3 separate regions of the Homo sapiens genome follow, and regions 1 and 3 are each linked to region 2. Evidence: chromatin loops called from intact Hi-C (ENCODE). Cell type or tissue: heart left ventricle. All regions are shown on one strand. Each heading gives the region's core, and the rest is flanking DNA. Links, peaks and the distances in the headings are about the cores only.

Evidence for each region. Hi-C counts contacts between places; a loop is a spot of excess contacts. Peaks named below come from ENCODE experiments on the same cell type or tissue, not always from the same donor. Only the 100,000 strongest peaks of a DNase experiment are listed, where the experiment ranks them.
Region 1: it touches region 2 in a loop (4-fold over the local background); 14 of 110 quality-filtered maps call a loop at or near these places.
Region 3: it touches region 2 in a loop (2.8-fold over the local background); 13 of 110 quality-filtered maps call a loop at or near these places.

What each region holds. Positions count from the first base shown.
Region 1 is chr10:17,596,038-17,601,952 of GRCh38, reverse strand. It overlaps HACD1 (3-hydroxyacyl-CoA dehydratase 1), which reads left to right. Exons shown (of 7, transcript NM_014241.4): 5 at 2,542-2,663. Among named protein-coding and RNA genes, the nearest start is that of HACD1, 18 kb to the left of the region's middle. In heart left ventricle, for the core only: a CTCF peak has its summit at 2,677; no DNase peak of the experiment used is centred there.
Region 2 is chr10:17,451,722-17,457,636 of GRCh38, reverse strand. ST8SIA6 (ST8 alpha-N-acetyl-neuraminide alpha-2,8-sialyltransferase 6) reads left to right here and starts at 3,042. Exons shown (of 8, transcript NM_001004470.3): 1 at 3,042-3,482; 2 at 3,980-4,078. The coding sequence starts at 3,382. In heart left ventricle, for the core only: a CTCF peak has its summit at 3,059; DNase peaks (open chromatin) are centred at 3,086 and 4,136; H3K4me3 peaks cover 2,832 bases; H3K27ac peaks cover 2,396 bases; H3K27me3 peaks cover 1,671 bases.
Region 3 is chr10:17,584,609-17,590,523 of GRCh38, reverse strand. It overlaps HACD1 (3-hydroxyacyl-CoA dehydratase 1), which reads left to right. Exons shown (of 7, transcript NM_014241.4): 7 at 78-1,492. The coding sequence ends at 160. Among named protein-coding and RNA genes, the nearest start is that of HACD1, 30 kb to the left of the region's middle. In heart left ventricle, for the core only: no CTCF peak of the experiment used is centred there; a DNase peak (open chromatin) is centred at 3,322.

The DNA of each region.
Region 1 (5,915 bases), core at 237-5,236, 140 kb before region 2:
CTTAGATGCTTGGGGACTGACACCTGACCTCTTCTCTGTTCCTCTTAGCTTCACTGGCCCCCTGTCTGCATGGGGACAGCTCACTGACCTCCTGCTCTTTATACTTTATCCCTCTTGACTAGTATCTTTCACTCAACTTGCATGATTTACCTGCACCCTAAACAGCGACTGCCATGCAGATAGTGCAGATAGCAGTGAGCACATGCAATGGGAGAGGCAAACTATTAATTAACTTTGCCTACTAGTTTAAAAGCAGGAGGACAGCATTAACAGACTAGAAGACAGACTCTTCCAGGCAGTGAGGGAATATAATAGCTGAGTTAGGACCACCATGAGTCTGAAGAATGAAGAAGAAAGACAACATTAACTAGACATTAACTAGAGAGATGGAGGTAAAGGGAAGCTTGAGAGTCGCGAGTTCCAAAAATAAAACAGGACCCGTCTGCCCCGTTTATCCTCCAGAGGATCTCTGCCTTAATATTCCTATTTATTTTTTGCTGACGATAGTTTCCCACTGGTACCTATTCAGCACTCGTTAATTAATTCAACCAATATTATTGAATGCGTTCTCTACACCTGGTGCTGTGCAAATTTCTGGATTTACAGAAATGAATAAGGTGGGCGGGTGGGGTGGCTCACGCCTATAATCCCAGCACTTTGGGAGGCTGAGGCAGGTGGATCACTTGAGGTCAGGAGTTCGAGACCAGCCTGGCCAACATGGTGAAACCCTGTCTCTACTAAAAATTCAAAAATTAGCCAGGTGTGGTGGTGCGCACCTGTAGTCCCAGCTACTCGGGAGGCTGAGGCAGAAGAATCACTTGAACCCAAGAGGCAGAGGTTGCAGTGAGCTGAGATCGCATCACTGCACTCCAGCCTGGGTGACAGAGCGAGATTCTGTCTCAAAAAAAAAAAAAAAGAACAAGGCAATCCCAGCTGTCCAGTGTACTGGCTGTTGGGAAGTGGGGTACACTTAACGTTAAATCACGCACAATGCTAATCATGCACCTCATCTGTGCCCGGCAGTGTGCTGGGATATGGCTGTTGATAAAACAAACATGGTTCTCGCCTGGTGGAGCCTATACTTGGGAGAGAAGCTAAACAAATATTTAATCATATACGTGTTAAGTGCTTTGAAGCAAGAGCTCGGTATGCGTTGCAGTATACCTAAGGACTTAGTCTGACGTAGGGAGTGCAAGAAGGCTTCCCTTAAGGAGGGATACAGATGTTGAATGCTGACATGTACAAGAGTTAGCCAGACAACTCTTAGTACAGATTGGCAAATGCCACAACACAGATATGAACAAAGTACAGTAGAAGAAGGGTGCTGGGCTGGGCATGGTGGCTCATGCCTGTAATCCTAGCACTTTGGGAGGCTGAGGCAAGCAGATTACATGAGATCAGGAATTCGAGACCAGCCTGGCCAACACGGTGAAACCCCGTCTCTACTAAAAATACAAAAATTAGCAGGGCATGTAATCCCAGCTACTCCGGAGGCTGAGGCATGAGACTCATTTGAACCTAGGACGTGGAGGTTGCAGTGAGCCGAGATCATGCCACTGCACTCCAGCCCGGGTGACACAGCAAGACTCCGTCTCACATAAATAAATAAATAAGCTAAATAAATAAATAAATAAAGGTGGTGAGCAAATAACTGCTCAGGGTGAGAGGAGAGGGTTGGAGTCAGTTTTCTAGAGGGCGAGATGTTTTAGCTGAATCTTGAAAGATAGGAAAAGATTTTTTATGGAATAAGAGAGTAACATTCCAGTGAGAGTGAATAGCATGTGTTAAATTGCACAAGTTCAGAGCATATTCTGGAAATAACAACATCTAGTGTCACCAGAGAGAGAAGTAGGTAGAAGGGTTGAATAATTGTAGATGAAGTTGGAGAGATTTCCGAGCAAGGATTGCAAAGAACCTTGAATATGGTGCCCAGGTATTAGGGCTCATCCTTTTATTCTGTTAAGAAGTGTGGGACCAGTGAAACTTTTAAATCACAGGACTTAGCTGATTCCAATTTGTTTTTTATGTATTTGCTTCTTTGACTTCTTTTTAAAAGACAACTTGCATTCATGAGGACAATAAAGGGAGGAAAGACTATTTAGGAAACAGTTACAGTAGTCAAGATGAGAGATGATAAACCCCTGAATTAAAATAGTAGTAAAAGGGCCAAAGATGAGTGAGCAATTCAAGCGTTGGTCCTACAGTAGAACAGGTGTGATTCAATGATTACTAGAAGTAGGAGGGTCAGATTTTGGTTTCAGCAAGGTAACATTGTCCTCTGATGATAGCGTTATTTCCTGAAGTGAAGGACGAGGGAAGAAAAACGAGTCTATGCTCAACTATTCCTGTGCATAAGATACGTTTAAGTTCCACGTTTATAATTAATTATGTTAATGGTGACTGCATTAAGTTTTCTATATTGCATTTGCCTAACCCTAACATTCCATTATAAATAAAAGGCAATAAATAAGTAAAGTAAGTACCTTCACTGAAAAGTAAGTTCTAGGTTGAATGACACTGGGTTTCTCTGTAATTCTGCAGATCCAGAATGAAGAGAGTGTGGTGCTTTTTCTGGTCGCGTGGACTGTGACAGAGATCACTCGCTATTCCTTCTACACATTCAGCCTTCTTGACCACTTGCCATACTTCATTAAATGGGCCAGGTGGCGATATCTTGCAGTTTAGTTTCTCCTTGTCCTGTGCATGCTTATTTTGTGTGCTAACGCCAGAGAATTAAAATTCGTGTTTCAGCCCCACGATGCCAGAATGCTGTTATAGGAGGTATAACTGGTATAACTAATAATTATACAAGTTATGATTTGTATTCTAAAAGCTTAATGATGAGAGAGGAATCGTATTAATAAATATTTTGAGTGAAATCAATGTGAGACAAATTGTGGTATCCTTAACCTCAGAATTAGTCATTCATTTTTTTTTGGAAAGCACAATATACATTTTTGGAATTAGCTTACATAAGCAGTACCAAAAATATGTTTTTTTTTTGTCTGTGATGTAAATTATTTTAATAGTCAATCTAGCAGCCACAATTTATACCATTTACACAATGCGATTGGTTTTTTTCTTTGCTTTAAGTTGCAGAGACATTTTTAAAAGTCACACTTACTTAAAATTGTATTATTTGGAATGTGGATAAAATTTATATTTGAAGGGCTCCAAATATATCCTAAAGCAACAGTTTTTAAAGGAAAAGATATCTGTTCTTCTTGAAGTTTGAATTCTTTGAGCAATTGACGTTTTAGAAAGTTATTATAAAAGCAAAACTGCTCTTTGGAGAACAAGTCACAAATCAGTATAGACTTGTTCATTTTATTCTTTGTATTGTACTTTATGGTAGCAATAACAATGACAAATGGTGTGTGCCTACTGCATGCCTGAGATGTAGGTATGAACAAAACAAATTCTCTGTCTTATGATGAAGACAAAACATAAACTAATAATATGTGATATGTCAGGTGGTGATAAATGCTGGGATTATAGGTGTGAGCCACCATGCCTGGTCAATTACTATTTTTTAATCCCAAGTATTATACATGTTCAAATATAATAAATGAGAATATATAAACCAAAAAGAAGGAAAACCACTTTTAAATTACTTATAATCTCTCTAACCAAGGATAACCACTGTTAATTGTGTTTTATGGGTTTTTTTCTCTTTTTTTTTTTTTTTTTTTTGAGACAGGGTCTCATTCTGTCACCCAGGCTGGAGGATAGTGGCACGATCTCGGCTCACTTCAATATCCACCACCTGGGCTCAAGCGATTCTCCTGCCTCAGCCTCCCAAGTAGCTGGGAGTACAGGTGCAGGCCACCACACCTGGCTAATTTTTGTATTTTTTGTAGAGATGGGGTTTTACCATGTTGCCCAGGCTGGTCTCGAACACCTGAGCTCAAGTGATCCACCCACCTCGGCCTCCCTAAGTGCTAGGATTACAGGTGTGAGCCACTGCGCCTGGCCATGTTATATACTCTTTGTGACTTTTTAATATTCTCTAGCTCTTTTTTAGACACTTGCGGCTTACCACTTTGTATATGATGAGATACTTTGAAATTATAATTTGAGCTTAAGTGTCTTGTCTGTCATAAGAAGGTTGTACTACCATTTATATGGATTTGGTTGGTTTTAATCTTACTGTACATGAAAATGTGTTTACCTTTAGTGACTGAGCTTTTTAAAGGTTGGCAGTTTTGAATGTAGCTGGACTCTAATCCTAGAACACATCAATATCATTTCGCATGACAATGTTCTGGACCTCTGGCACCTTTGAAAATACTAACTTACCATATAGTCTCTTTTCATGTGCTGAATTTACAAAATTTGTCTGAAGAGGATAGCAGAATGTACATTGCATATTTTCCTGAGGTTGGCACATTAGACTTGATGGCTTTGTGTGTCTGTCTTTTGGAATGCATTTGCATGTCTTGAGTGTCTGGAAAAGATAAAAACTCTGCCATCGTATGTTTAAATTTGCTGTTTAGAAAGTGTTTATCCATTGCAGGCTGGGCGTGGTGGCTCATGCCTGTAATCCCAACACTTTGGGAGGCCAAGGTGGGCGGATCACTTGAGGTCAGGAGTTCCAGATCAGCCTGGCCAACATGGTGAAACCCCATCTCTACTAAAAAATTAAAAAATTAGCCACATGTGCCTGTAATCCCAGCTACTTGGGAGGCCGAGGCAGGAGAATTGCTTGAACTAGGAGGTGGAGGTTGCAGTGATCTGAGATCACACCACTGCACTCCAGCTTGGTGACACAGCGTGACTCTGTCTCAAAAGAAGAAAGTGTTTATCCATTGCCTTAATGTTAAACAAGTTATACAGTCTTTCAGCTTTGAAATCATATGTTACATAATACTTTGTCAGTTGATCATAATCATAAATAATTATGTTTCATGTCAAAAAGATCTTAAAAATCCCAGCCATCTAAATATGTTTCCCAACTCCATTAAGTAAGGTAAAATAATATTTGTATTTATGTTCAGATGTTGAAGCTGTCATTCTCGAATAAAACTACACTTTAGAAATGGCTTCTTAGTTATAAGTAGTTTGGCCTATTGTTACAGTTTGAATATACTTTGATTCTATTTATGTGTCATAAGTGTTCTTGGAAAAGTCCTCAGAATAGGTAATTGTATATATTAAGTTAGGTTTTTCATATTGATTTAAAATGCACTCCCTTCAAAAAAATTTTAGATAGTAATTGGGAACCTTCAAAGAAGCATTGTATCTTTTTTTTTAATGTGGTCTATCCATAGTTAAATCTCCCATACTGCCCTCAGAACTTAGAGAAGTAGTAACATGCAATCTTTTTGAAGTGCAAGTAAAGTCAAATTATATAATTTGTTCCCATTTCATTAGAAATTTTCATTGCCCTTAAGACTTTCAACTAGCTTATTGTAGGAGTGTTAATTTTTTCTTCTATTGAAGAACAATCCTGCCAAAAAAAAAAAAAATCTTTTGAAAACCACATAAAGTAAAAATTGCAACTTAATCAGTTTGGGTATTTTACTGAGACAGGTATATAAAATGTCCAGTTATGGGATTTAATAAATTGAGGAATAGGGAAAGATTGATTTAAATGATACACAAATAACTACCCAAAACTGGTAAGAAAGCAGGGAGTTTCTCCAAGGCCAAGAAGGGATTAACAGGTACAGTGAAGGAATCATTCTTCTTTCTTGAATAGCTCATCTATTTTGGCAAATAATTCTGCCCTTCTCCCCATCTCTTATCTTCGCATATCCTTGACATACAGGAATAATGCAATTTTTAATTTGTCTCCAAGCTTCTTCAATACTGACAACTTTGACTTTTCTTTATAGATATTTCCTAATGCCAACAAAATGATTAAATAAAATACAGATTAATTTGATTTCTTTTTCCATCAAAATGTTGACCTT
Region 2 (5,915 bases), core at 261-5,260:
GCCTGGAGACTTTTTATATATCGAAACTTCCCAATCATTTTTTAAAAGTTATTTTATGAAGGTAAGGACATTCATGATGATGAATAAAGAATAACAAAGACAAAATGAGAGGCCCATGTGGAGTGGACTGGGTGAGTGAGGTAGGCTCGCCACTTACACAAGCTTGGGAGCAGCATCCGGATGTCAACCTGAGTTTACGTTTCAATTCCTGGCCTCAGCAGCATTTCAAATTACTACATGGCATAGATCTTTAGGGTTGCAAGTCAAGCCTGGAAATGTTAAGCTACCAAATGCACACTTTTCCAGTAGTGGTTCTATGGCTAATAATGTTAAGGTATCATTTTCTTGTCAGGTTTCTTTCTCTCTCAAGGATGAGCAAGATAATTCATATCTTACCCACCCAGGTCTTAAATTAGAAAGCTTGTGGTAAAGTTCCCTACTGTCAAATTTTAACACTGGGCTCAGAATTCCCATTGCAAATTTACACTTGTTTTTCCAATTAAAATGGGCTTTTGTGAGTCCCCTGCTGATAGCCATTGGCTTGATAAAAAGTAACTTCATTTGCAGCAAGGGTGTTTAGGGAACCCAGTGCAAGGCTGACTCTTCTGCTGTTGCCTTGAGCCCAGCTGTGCTGAAATATTAAACTTTAGTAAATTAGGTGAAATTGCAGCTTCCTGGCTGATACAATAATGCCTTTTTCTTTTTCTGCAAACCATGTTCAGCATTAGTTTTCTGCACAATTTTCTGCACTGAGATAAAAATTGGAATATCTTTCAAATCCAGGCAACTCTTCATTTTCTAGATGATTGTGCCATATTCTACTTATTTAACAAACGGCTTAAACTTTGAAATATGTAGAACTAGATTTCTGTATTATTCTATCACTACCTGAGTATAGCATTACTTTATGTCATACTCAGATGAAGCAACTGAATCCCTACAAATATTAGTTTTATATAAAAGTAGAAGCCTGTTTTTATTCCTGATTAGTACATATATTAACAGCAGTGATGAGCTATAGAAGGAAATCACATTCCTAGTCACATTTATTTTTAGTTTTTTTGCTCCATTTTCTCTTTAAAAATAACACTAGTTCTTATGTGCTTTTATTCATTGACTAAACATTTATTGATCAATTATTATGTGCAAACTTCTGTTTTGTATTCAACAAGATGTTTTTAGAGTAAATCCGGAATTAGCAGAAAGAGACTAGGGACACTGGTATCTCTTGCCTTGATATATGTTTTCTTGTGATGGAATCTTTGGTGACAGCTTTATTTGGCTGTCTGGCCTGGTTGCTCCCAAATGGCTCTCACTTGGGCCTCTTTCAGGTGAAGACCATATGCTTCTAGGAGATGTCAGTTGAAATATCATATTTTTGTTGCTTGGGAAAGTTAACTCATGAAAGCCTTTTCAAAATTGAAGTCATTTCAAAAGATCTTATCAAGGTACTCCCAAGATGGTGGAATCCAAGGGTTGCATTTGGAAAAATCTCGAAACTATACAAAAGTAAGAGTGAATAATTTTATAAGCCTGCATATAACCACAATGGAATTAAAACCTAGGGAAGTGGCTAAGTGGGGGCTTGGGCAGTCAGGATAGTTTAGGGCATAGAGAGTTGAGACCCACTTTTAAAAAAATAGAGAGCCAGTCTGTTTCATAGTGTCATTGGATCACTCTCCTGCAACAGATGAGATACTCGTAAATGAGATACTAACCAATATGATCTAGACCGTGGTTTAGTTCTGGCTGCCATAAGAAGGATACCATAGGCTGGGTGACCGAAAGAACAGAAATTTATTTTTCACAGTTCTGGAGGGTAAGAAACCCAAGATCAGTGTGCCAGCATGGTCAGGTTCTGGTGAGGGTCCTCTTCCTGCTTGGCAGAAAGCTGCCCTCGTGCTGTGTCTTTACACTGCACAGAGCAGAGAGAGAGGAGGCAAATTCCCCGCTGCCTGCTCTTATGAGGGAACTAATTCCACCAGGAAGCCTCCACCCCATGAACTAATCAGGTATGAAAGGCCCCACCTCCAGATACCACCACATTAGATTGGGGATTTGGGTTTCAACATATGAATTTTGTAGAGACACAAACATTCAGCCCATAGCAGTGTTAAAAGAAAAACATCAGACAAATTAAATTTAGCACAGTTTATTCGAGCAAAGGGTTCATGAATTGGGCAGCACTCACAACCAGAGGAGGTCCAGTGAGGTCCACCCCATGGTGTGAGCAGCAAAGCCTGATAGGCCAAACTCAGAAGCACAGTGGAGAAACTGATTGGCTATAGCTATGCAGGCTGCCTTGTGGGGCCTGGTATAATGAGTTGGTTGCCCATGATTGGCCAGTAGCCCCCTGTTCATTACAGCCTAATGTAGGTTTCCATTGTTAGGTGGGAACTCAACGTACAGAGACAGCCTCAAGCTAATGGCCTCTTGCTTATTTAAGAGCAGTATGCAAACTTTTCCTGGAAAGTTTCAAATGGTAAATATTTTAGGCCCTGTGGGCTATGCCACCTCTGTCATCACTACTCAATTCTGCCCTTGCAGCCCTAGATCATACAGCCATATGCAGTCACTGATAATACAAAGCCATGGGCATGGAGGTTTTCCAATAAAACTATTTGCAAATACAGGCAGGGGCTAAACGGGTCTCCAGGTAGTAATGTGCTCATGCCTAAAGGTCTCCTAGCCCCTCATACCAGTTCGCTGTCCCTCTGAATCTGGGTTGAAGTAAGCACAGGTTACTGCTTCTGTTCAGTGTCATGATCCACCCAGCAATTCCCCAGTCCCCAGCTTTCTTCATGCGTGGGAGGATCCAGCCAAGCGACTGCACAGTTTTGAAAGTTTTTGAAGCGGCCCCTTTTTCTCCTCTCCTCTCTCCGCAGGCAGAGTTGTGGTGTGGCTGGGTGGTCTGCGTGGGCGTCCGGGGGATTCGCGGGCACTCGGGACGAGGCGAGGGCGCAGAAAACTTGGAGCCCAATCAGCACGGAGTTGAGCTTCCGCGCCCCAACCTTCAGGTGACCCCGCGCGGCGGCGGCGGCAGCAGCAGTGGCAGCGGCGACCGGAGCCCGCAGCAGCTCCGAGCGCCTCCGGGAGGACAGGCGGCGAGCTCGGCGAATCGTCATCTGCCAGCCGATCGCGGCGCTCCGCGGGCCGGGGCCGGGAGCCCGGGGCGAGCCCGAACGCGGCTTCTTCTCCGCCCGCCGCGGAGACTCTGCCGGGTGGGCTGCGGGCGCCCCTCGCTGCCGCCTGTGAACGCTGTGGGTGCGCGGGGCTGCGGCCACGGCGGCGGTGGCGGCGGCGGCGGGAGCCGCGAGTCGGGGCCGCCCGGGCTGTGCTTCGCCCCGGCAGCAGCGGTGGCGGCGGCGCCTGTGGCTCAGGATGCGGCCGGGGGGCGCACTGCTCGCCCTGCTCGCCAGCCTGCTGCTGCTGCTGCTGCTGCGCCTGCTCTGGTGCCCGGCAGACGCGCCCGGCCGCGCCAGGTAACCCACCCACCCGCCGGCCGCGCCCCGCGCCGCGCGCCCCGCCTGGCGCCCCCGGACCCCCAAGCCGCCCATCGCTTCCCCTCGGGCGCGGAGACTTTTGGCCGCGGCGGGGAGCAGCCCACGGGCGGCGACGGCCTGAGAGTGGAGTGGGGGAGGGGGTCGCAGGGAGGCGACCCTCCGACCGGTGGACGGCGGCTGGGGAGCAGAGGGACCGGTCAGGGCTGCGGGGGCTCTAGCGCGCATCGCTGTGGGCGAGGCAGCTGTGGAGCGGGACCTGCCGTCGGGTTCCGCATCAGGATCTCATGCTCCCCATTCTGGTCCTTGCTGTCTCTTCCTTCCCGCCCTAAGGCTCTTCCAACTCTGGGGCTGGGGACCTGGCCTGGGAGCCGGGGAGTGCGAGATCTCCCTGCCAGGCAAGGAGCGCGACTCCCAGCCTTTCAGCCAACAGCTCCCGGCGGGGTGTAGCAACTTAAGTTTTCTCCCCGGCTGTGCAGGATTCTGGTGGAGGAAAGCAGGGAGGCCACCCACGGCACCCCCGCAGCGCTGAGGACGCTCCGGAGCCCGGCGACCGCGGTACCGCGCGCCACTAACAGGTACAGCGGCGCCCAGCGCGGGCGGACTGGGGCTCGGGAGCTGCGAGCCGGGCATGGGGCGCGGCTGCACCGGCTTGGACTCGTTGGGAGTAGGCAGGCTGGGACGGCGCGAGTGAGTGTAAGAGTGTGCGTGTGTTTGAAGAGGGCGCGGGGTTGGGGGGGGGCACCCTTCACACTCCCTCAACCCTCTAAGCCTGGATGTGAATGGTCTTTGAATCAAGGGGGATCCTCCAGCAGCTGCATTTGAAAAACGGGTGCTGAGTTTTCCTCTCGACAATGGTGTGTTGAAAGCACCCCCGCCCCCGACCCCGCCACCTTTGGAGAGAAGCAGCTCAGCCTGTCTTTATGGAGGGATTTGGTTGGTTTGCTTTTTCTTTTCTATGCTTTAAAGGGCACCGGTGTTAAGATTCAGGTTTGTTTTGCGTGCTAGGAATGATTTTGTCCTTAGTGACTGGAGGCTTAAATTTTTTTTCTTATCATTCACATGTGTTTTTATTCATAGGCAGTAATTGTTTTTTTTTCAGATTGTAAAAGTAATACAGCTTTGTGCAGAAAGTTAGAAAATAGAACTGTATAAAAGAAAATGTTATTCATTCAGAGTCCTTACCTCTCAGAGACCATATTCAAGGTGGTTTTGGTCTATATTTCTTCCAGTAGTCTTTTCTATATACATATATTTCAAAAATATAACTTAGATTATACATTGCAGTTTATGTTCTGCCTTTTTTCTAAAAATCCTAGACCTATACCTGTCATTACATTCCCCTCCCCCCACAAAAACATTGCTTTGGATTGTTGCATAACTTATTATCTGAACATGCCATAATCTATTTAATAGTTTCCATTTTCAGACATTTAGGTTGCTTCTTGTTTCTGTTTTATTTTGTTTGCCATCAGTAATTCTATGAAATGCATCCTTGTATGTAAATCTTTATCTTCATTTCAAATTAATTACCCAAGATGGACAGACAGGAGTTGAGATTAGTAAGTCAAAGAGTATGTACTCTTTAGATTCTAAGTCACATTGTCAGTTGCTTCCTCGAAGGGCTGAATCAATTTACATTTTCACAAGCAGAATGTACTGCTTCCTGCCTTAGCATTGCTATTATGATTGCAATCTGCTATACGGTCTCTTTTCCTCTTTTTATCTCTTGCAAATCCCTTTTCTTCTGCGTATGCTTCTCTATATTCTTGGCTCTTGGATCCACCTTAATCTTCTGATGGTGTAACTCCAGGAAGCTCTAGCACGGCTCTAAGAAGGGTCTGGAAGTGGCTGGATAAACCCTGAATTGAGGAACACCACTGCCTGCCACCCCCTCATTGGAATTTCACAGCATATTAGAGGCACTAGGACCTCCTGGAGTAACAAAAGCTTTTGAGAAAAATAGTGTCCTATAGTTTTATTCTATTCAGGTTGGTGTACTATAGGTAGCCTAGCTTTCTTGATGAGCTGAGAAGCATTCCATCTTTTCCCGAGTCCTGTGGCTATTACACATTCGAGGGTTGACCCTTGGGGAAAGTTGGAAAGAATGTACTCATTAAATGGTTTGATCTCAGGTCGTTTTTAGAGGTAATCTTTGATGAATTTTTCACTTTCTTTTGACATACTTCTTTTCTACTTGGCATACTTCTTGGGCTAATATAGGTAACTCATAATTCTGAATATGGCCCATTTTATTAAGCTTTCTAAAATTTATACCATTCTGTGTTTGTAAAAGCCTCTTTATGTTTTGATTTATTTTATGTCCCCTTTATCATTTATGATTTTGGTTATTTATGGAGCAGGGGTGCAAGTTTTAATCCACCATACTACTTGGTTGTATAGAGAAATTGTAAT
Region 3 (5,915 bases), core at 548-5,547, 130 kb before region 2:
GCCACATTTAACAGGTTTCAAGTATAAATAATTTTAAAGCAATAGCTTGTTTTTCTTTGTTTTCTTTTTCAATGAAGTGTTTCCACAACTCTATTTTCATATGTTACGTCAAAGAAGAAAGGTGCTTCATGGAGAGGTGATTGTAGAAAAGGATGATTAAATGATCTCTGCAAACAAGGTGCTTTTTCCAGAATAACCAAGATTACCTGAGTCCAAGTTTTAATAACAAGAATAAACAACTTTGTGAAATATCATGGATTGTATGGTTTCTTAAAATATAACTTGAGACACGTGGTATTTGCCAGTATTTGTGTTCCTCTTGTGCCAGATCTATTTTTTACAAGAACTGTGCAAATATCAGTAACTTTTGGGTAGGTATTGATTATTAGGAAAATAATTAGGTGTATTATCTGGGGGAAAAAAAAACTTTTGCTAAGTTTTTTTTGAAACATGCTCAAAGCTTTTTAAATCAATATTTAGAAATTAGTTTAACGATTTACTATTATACCTGCTAGTGATATTTATGTGATATTTATAAATGAAAATAAATGCAAAATTATAACAACTTGTTAATAATGTATTGGTATTTTTGAACCCACAATCTATTTTTTCAGGAATAAGGCAGCATTATGACTAATAACAGTGTTTGGAAGCGTGGATATAATTTGCTAAAGTAAGACTTTTGATGTAGATAAAGTAGCAGCATAAAAACACACAAATATTCAAGTAGATGTCACAGTTGGAAAATATTCTTTGGAAATATTTCTAGGCAGCTGAAATTACTTATACTGCTAAGGAAATCTGCTTTTTATTTAAATTAGCCACTTAAGGACAAGGTTTTCAACTGTGAAGGTTTTAAGGGGTTAGGAAGAGCATAAGTATTTGCCCCACTATTAAAAAAAAAACATGACATCTGACTATAATGTTGTATTCAGGCTGGGAGTGGTAGCTCATGCCTGTAATCCCAGCACTTTGGAAGACTGAGGCAGGAGGATCGTTTGAGCCCAGAAGTTCAAGGCCAGTCTGGGCAACATAGCAAGACCCCATCCCTAAAAAAATTACAAACAAAAAAAATTAACCAGGCATGGTGACACATGCCTGTAGTTCCAGCTGCTTGGGAGGCTGAGGTGGGAGGATCACTTGAGCCCAGGAATTCAAGGTTACAATGAGCTATGATGGTACCACTGTACTTAAGCCTGGGTGACAGAGCAAGACCCTGTCTCTGAAAAATAGTGATGATGATGATGATGATGATAACGATGATGAGGAAGATGATCATGCTGTACTCAGAACTTTGGTTGAGAAAGTCTTCTCTATACTGTAGAATTATCTTGTAACAATTGTTATGATAATCCCTTTGTGGTACTTAGGTAACTAAACATTTTGGGGTATGATCTTTGGACAGACTCCTTTCATTCTGAATTCCATTGAATAGCAAAAGGTCTTGTAATAAAGTTCCTGTCCTTGTGTTTAATAAAAAAAATACACCAGACCTACTTTCATAACTGCCTTAATTTGTAAATAGGTCCTTTAAAAAATTTCCCTCCTTTATTCAAGTATGTTGATTTACTAACCCAGTTTTTGAGAGAATATTAAATATGTGACTTTCAAAGAAAAGGAACTTTTTTTCCCCACTATAGATATCTAGGTGTAATTTTGGCTTTAAATGTTCTGTATTGTTTCCATTTATAATCAACACATAACATTACACTTCTAAAAATTACTTGATTTTGTGTTACCACCTCCTTTACAGATTATTTTCACACAGAGATTTGTAGTTCAGAACATTTTTGCAAACCTTTACTTTAAATAACTTGGTTTTTCAAAGGTGCTATTTCTTTTATTACATTACGTTGTAATGTTTCCTCTGCAGCTGACTGTTTCGTTGAGCAATATGGATTAAGTTACTAGTTCTCAAAAGATCTAACATTCATTCTGCTCTTACTCTATGTGATCAGTTTCATCTTGGATTTTTATATGGAAGAAATTGTCAGGGAGTCTTTACCTTTGGTTACATAGTATGAGAATTTCACATATTTATTTTATTAGATGCCTATCTTGCAAAAAATATTTTAAATCATATTTCTAAAATGTGCATTAATTCAACTAGTACTGCCTTCAAGTGGCTGTAATACTTTTTCTTCTTATGTTGTGGAATATCTTGAAGTAGGAATTGTGATTCACTTTAATAAAAAATGCATTAAACTATTTGGTGACCCTTTAACATATGCAAAGTACACCTAAACTTTAAATTTCGTTTATCTTCTATATTCGACCAATTCTAAACGTTATTTGTTTGGAAAATGAAGTGCTAAACAGTAGTTGATTTTAAAAGGAAAAAATATTTGAAATTCCTTTACACTTGTGTTGACAGAAAAGAGTCAAACTCTGTAAAATATTTGAAGAGATTTATTCTGAGCCAAATATAAGTGACCATGGCCCATGACACAGCCCTTAGGAGGTCCTGAGAACATGTGTCTAAGGTGGTCGGGGTTCAGGTTGGTTTTATACATTTTTAGGGAGGCATGAGACATCAGTCAGATACATTTAAGAAATACATTGGTTTGGTCCAGAAAGGCAGGACAATTTTGGGGGTGGGGGTTCCAGCTTATAGGTAGATTTTAAAATGTTCTGGTTGACAATTGGTTGAGTTTATCCAAAAACCTGGGCTCAACAGAAAGGAATGTCTGGGTTGCGATAAGAGGTTGTGGAGACTCAGGAGTTCGAGACCAGCCTGGCCAACATGGTGACGTAGCAGGACAAGCTGCAGACAAAACCCCTCAGACACCGAGTTAAAGAAGGAAGGGCTTTATTCAGCCAGGAGCTTCAGCAAGACTCACGTCTCCAAAAACCGAGCTCCCCGAATGAGCAATTCCTGTCCCTTTTAAGGGCTTACAACTCTTAAGCGGGTCTGCCTGAGAGGGTTGTGATGGATTGAGCAAGCAGGGGGTATGTGACTGGGGGCTGCATGCCCCAGTAGTCAGAATGGAACAGAACAGGACAGGGATTTTCACAATGCTTTTCTATACAATGTCTGGAATCTCTAGATAACATAACCGGTTAGGTAAGGGGTCGATCTTTAACCAGGCCCAGGGTATGTTGCCAGGCTGTCTGCCTGTGGATTTCATTTCTGCCTTTTAGTTTTACTTCTTTCTTTGGAGGCAGAAATTGGGCATAAGACAATATGAGGGGTGGTCTCCTCCCTTAGTGAAACCCCATCTCTACTAAAAATGCAAAAATTATCCGGGTGTGCTGGCACACCCCTGTCATCCCAACTGTTCAGGAGGCTGAGGTGGGAGAATTGCTTGAACCCAGGAGACGGAAGTTGCAGTGAGCTGAGAACGTGCCACTGCACTCCAGCCTGGGCGAGAGTGAGAGCCCATCTCAGAAAAAAAAAAAAAAAAAAAAGAAGTTGTGGAGACCAAATTTCTATCCTGCACACGAAGCCACCAGGCAGCAGGCTTCAGAGAGAATAGTTGTAAAATGTTTTAGACTTAAAGTCTGTGCTGATTTTAATGCTGGAGATGTATAATCAGGCATGTCTGACTCCCACTTCCTGTCATGGCCTGAACCAGTCTCTCAGGTTACATTTTAAAAGAGCCCTAGCTGAGGAGGAAGTCCATTCAGATGATTGGGTGTTGCAGGGGGACGGGGCTTTTATTTTTGGTTTCCACCGTTTTCTGTGACTGCATCTTCTTTTGACCTTCCCCATAAATGACCATAACTTTCAATAGCCAAGTCAGGGTTTGTATCAGACAGAACTTTGGAATACAGTCCTGCAGACTTGGGCATTTGAAACACAGATCAAGAAATTTTGATGCTAGCAACTTTCAATTATATTTGGTGACAATTCCTTCATATTCTGATTGTTTTTTGATTTTCATAGCTTTATAGCTTGCTATATTATACAATATGCAAGTTTTAAAAAATATTTTTCAAAATGTTAATTCGACATGAATATAGCAACATCCTTGATAGTTTTAGCTTTTTAAAAAAGCATGCCAGAAAGGTAAGAAAGTCATTTTCACCAAGAGTTTTTGTTGCTTGACATCTATAGATTTTCAGAAGCATTATTTTCTCATCTTTATATTTTTAAGCATCTAATTATTATGCTGCAATGTCATAGTTTCTAGTGATATATTGCAAATGATCTAAACTTTGCAATAATCCCTTTTCCTCTTCACAAATATGTATCTCATGCCCACTGTGTGTCAGGCCCTGTTGTAGGGAATTAACATCTTCCTCTTATCTTACCTCTCTCTCCCCTACACAGTAAACCTTTAGCAAAATTACTGGGTTAGATTGGTTAGTAAATCATATTGCAAAATAATTATCTGTGCTTTAACAAATACAGTGTGTTGATAATCTGATGGGATGGGTTCTTTGTTACTCATATGTGTATAAGCATATTAGGGCACCACTAAATCGACAGAATTCTGGACTAAAACTACTTCATAACAAAATCAGTTATAGTTGATGAGACCAATACAATAAATCATTAAGAGATCCTTGAAGGAAAAAAAATAACTGTAAAAGGCAACATTTAAAATATTTTTCATATGCATATGGGACGTATAGAGGTATTTACCTTTCACATACATTTAGATTTGGATTACACATATAATTGATAGAATAAAAAATAAGCAATGCAGTTTTGTAATTTCTAGTATGAAGGCATTGAATAGAACTTAAAATTCAATTTGTTTATAGTTTTAGTCTAAATTTACAAAATATTTAAATAGACATAGGTCTCTCCTTTAGATATGAAGCTTAAAGATATATTCTAAACATTTTAGATTTTTTTTGTGTTCCTGTTATAGCTTTTAAAATATTTTGGTCATTTTTTATTTTGAAATAATTTCAAAGTTACAGGAAATTTGTTAAGAATAGAAGGAAAAGCACCTCTAAACCCTTCACTTGAATTCCCCACTTGTTCATATTTTGCCCCGTTTGCTATAGTTTTCTCTCTCTCTGTTCATAATATGTCCTGAACCATTTGAGAATAAGTTGAAACATTAACCCCTAATTTCTTCAGTGCATATTTCCTAAGAACAAGGACATCGTGCTACCTTGCCACTGTACCATAACCTAAATCAGGAAATCAACACTGATACTGTTATTAGAAGAACTTCAGCCAAATTAAATTTAAAGGAGGTTAATTGAGCAATCAACGATTCGTGAATCGGGCAGCCCCCAGAATCAGCAGATTCAGACAGACTCCAGGGATGCCCTGTGGTCAGAACAAATTTATAGACAAAAAAAGGGAAGTGGCATACAGAAATTGGCAGTGAGGTACAGAAATAGCTGGACTGGTTACATATTGGCATTTGTCTTACTTGAACACAGTCTGAACACTTAGCAGTCTGTGAGTGGTTGAAGTACGTCGTCTGGGATTGGCCAAGACTCAGCTGTTGTTACAGGTGCGTACTCCTAGTTAGGTTATCAATCTTGTCCGCCTATTGAGCTAGGTTACAGTTCGTCCACAAGGACTCAAATATAGAAGTACAGAGTGCTTCTCAGGCCATATTTAGTTTAAGAATCCAATACCTTTATCTAATTGGTAGACCTTATTCCAGTCTCATTGACATGTATGTATGCATGCACATGTATATTCTGGGTCAAGATCCAATCCAGGGTCAGCAATTACATTTAGTTATCATCTCTTTTAGTCTAGAGTGGTTCCTTAGTTTTTCTTCACCTTTCGTGACTTGGACATTTTCCACAGTACAGGATCGTTGTTTTATAGACAGTCCCTCCATTTGAGTTTGTTTGGTCCCTCCGTTTGAGTTCATTTGATGTTTCCTAATGATTAGATTTAATTATGTACCTTTGGGCAGGAATATTAAATTGTTCCATTTTCTGGTGATGTTAACTTTCATGTCTCAGGGTCTTTGTTTCTTAATGTTTTGGTTGCA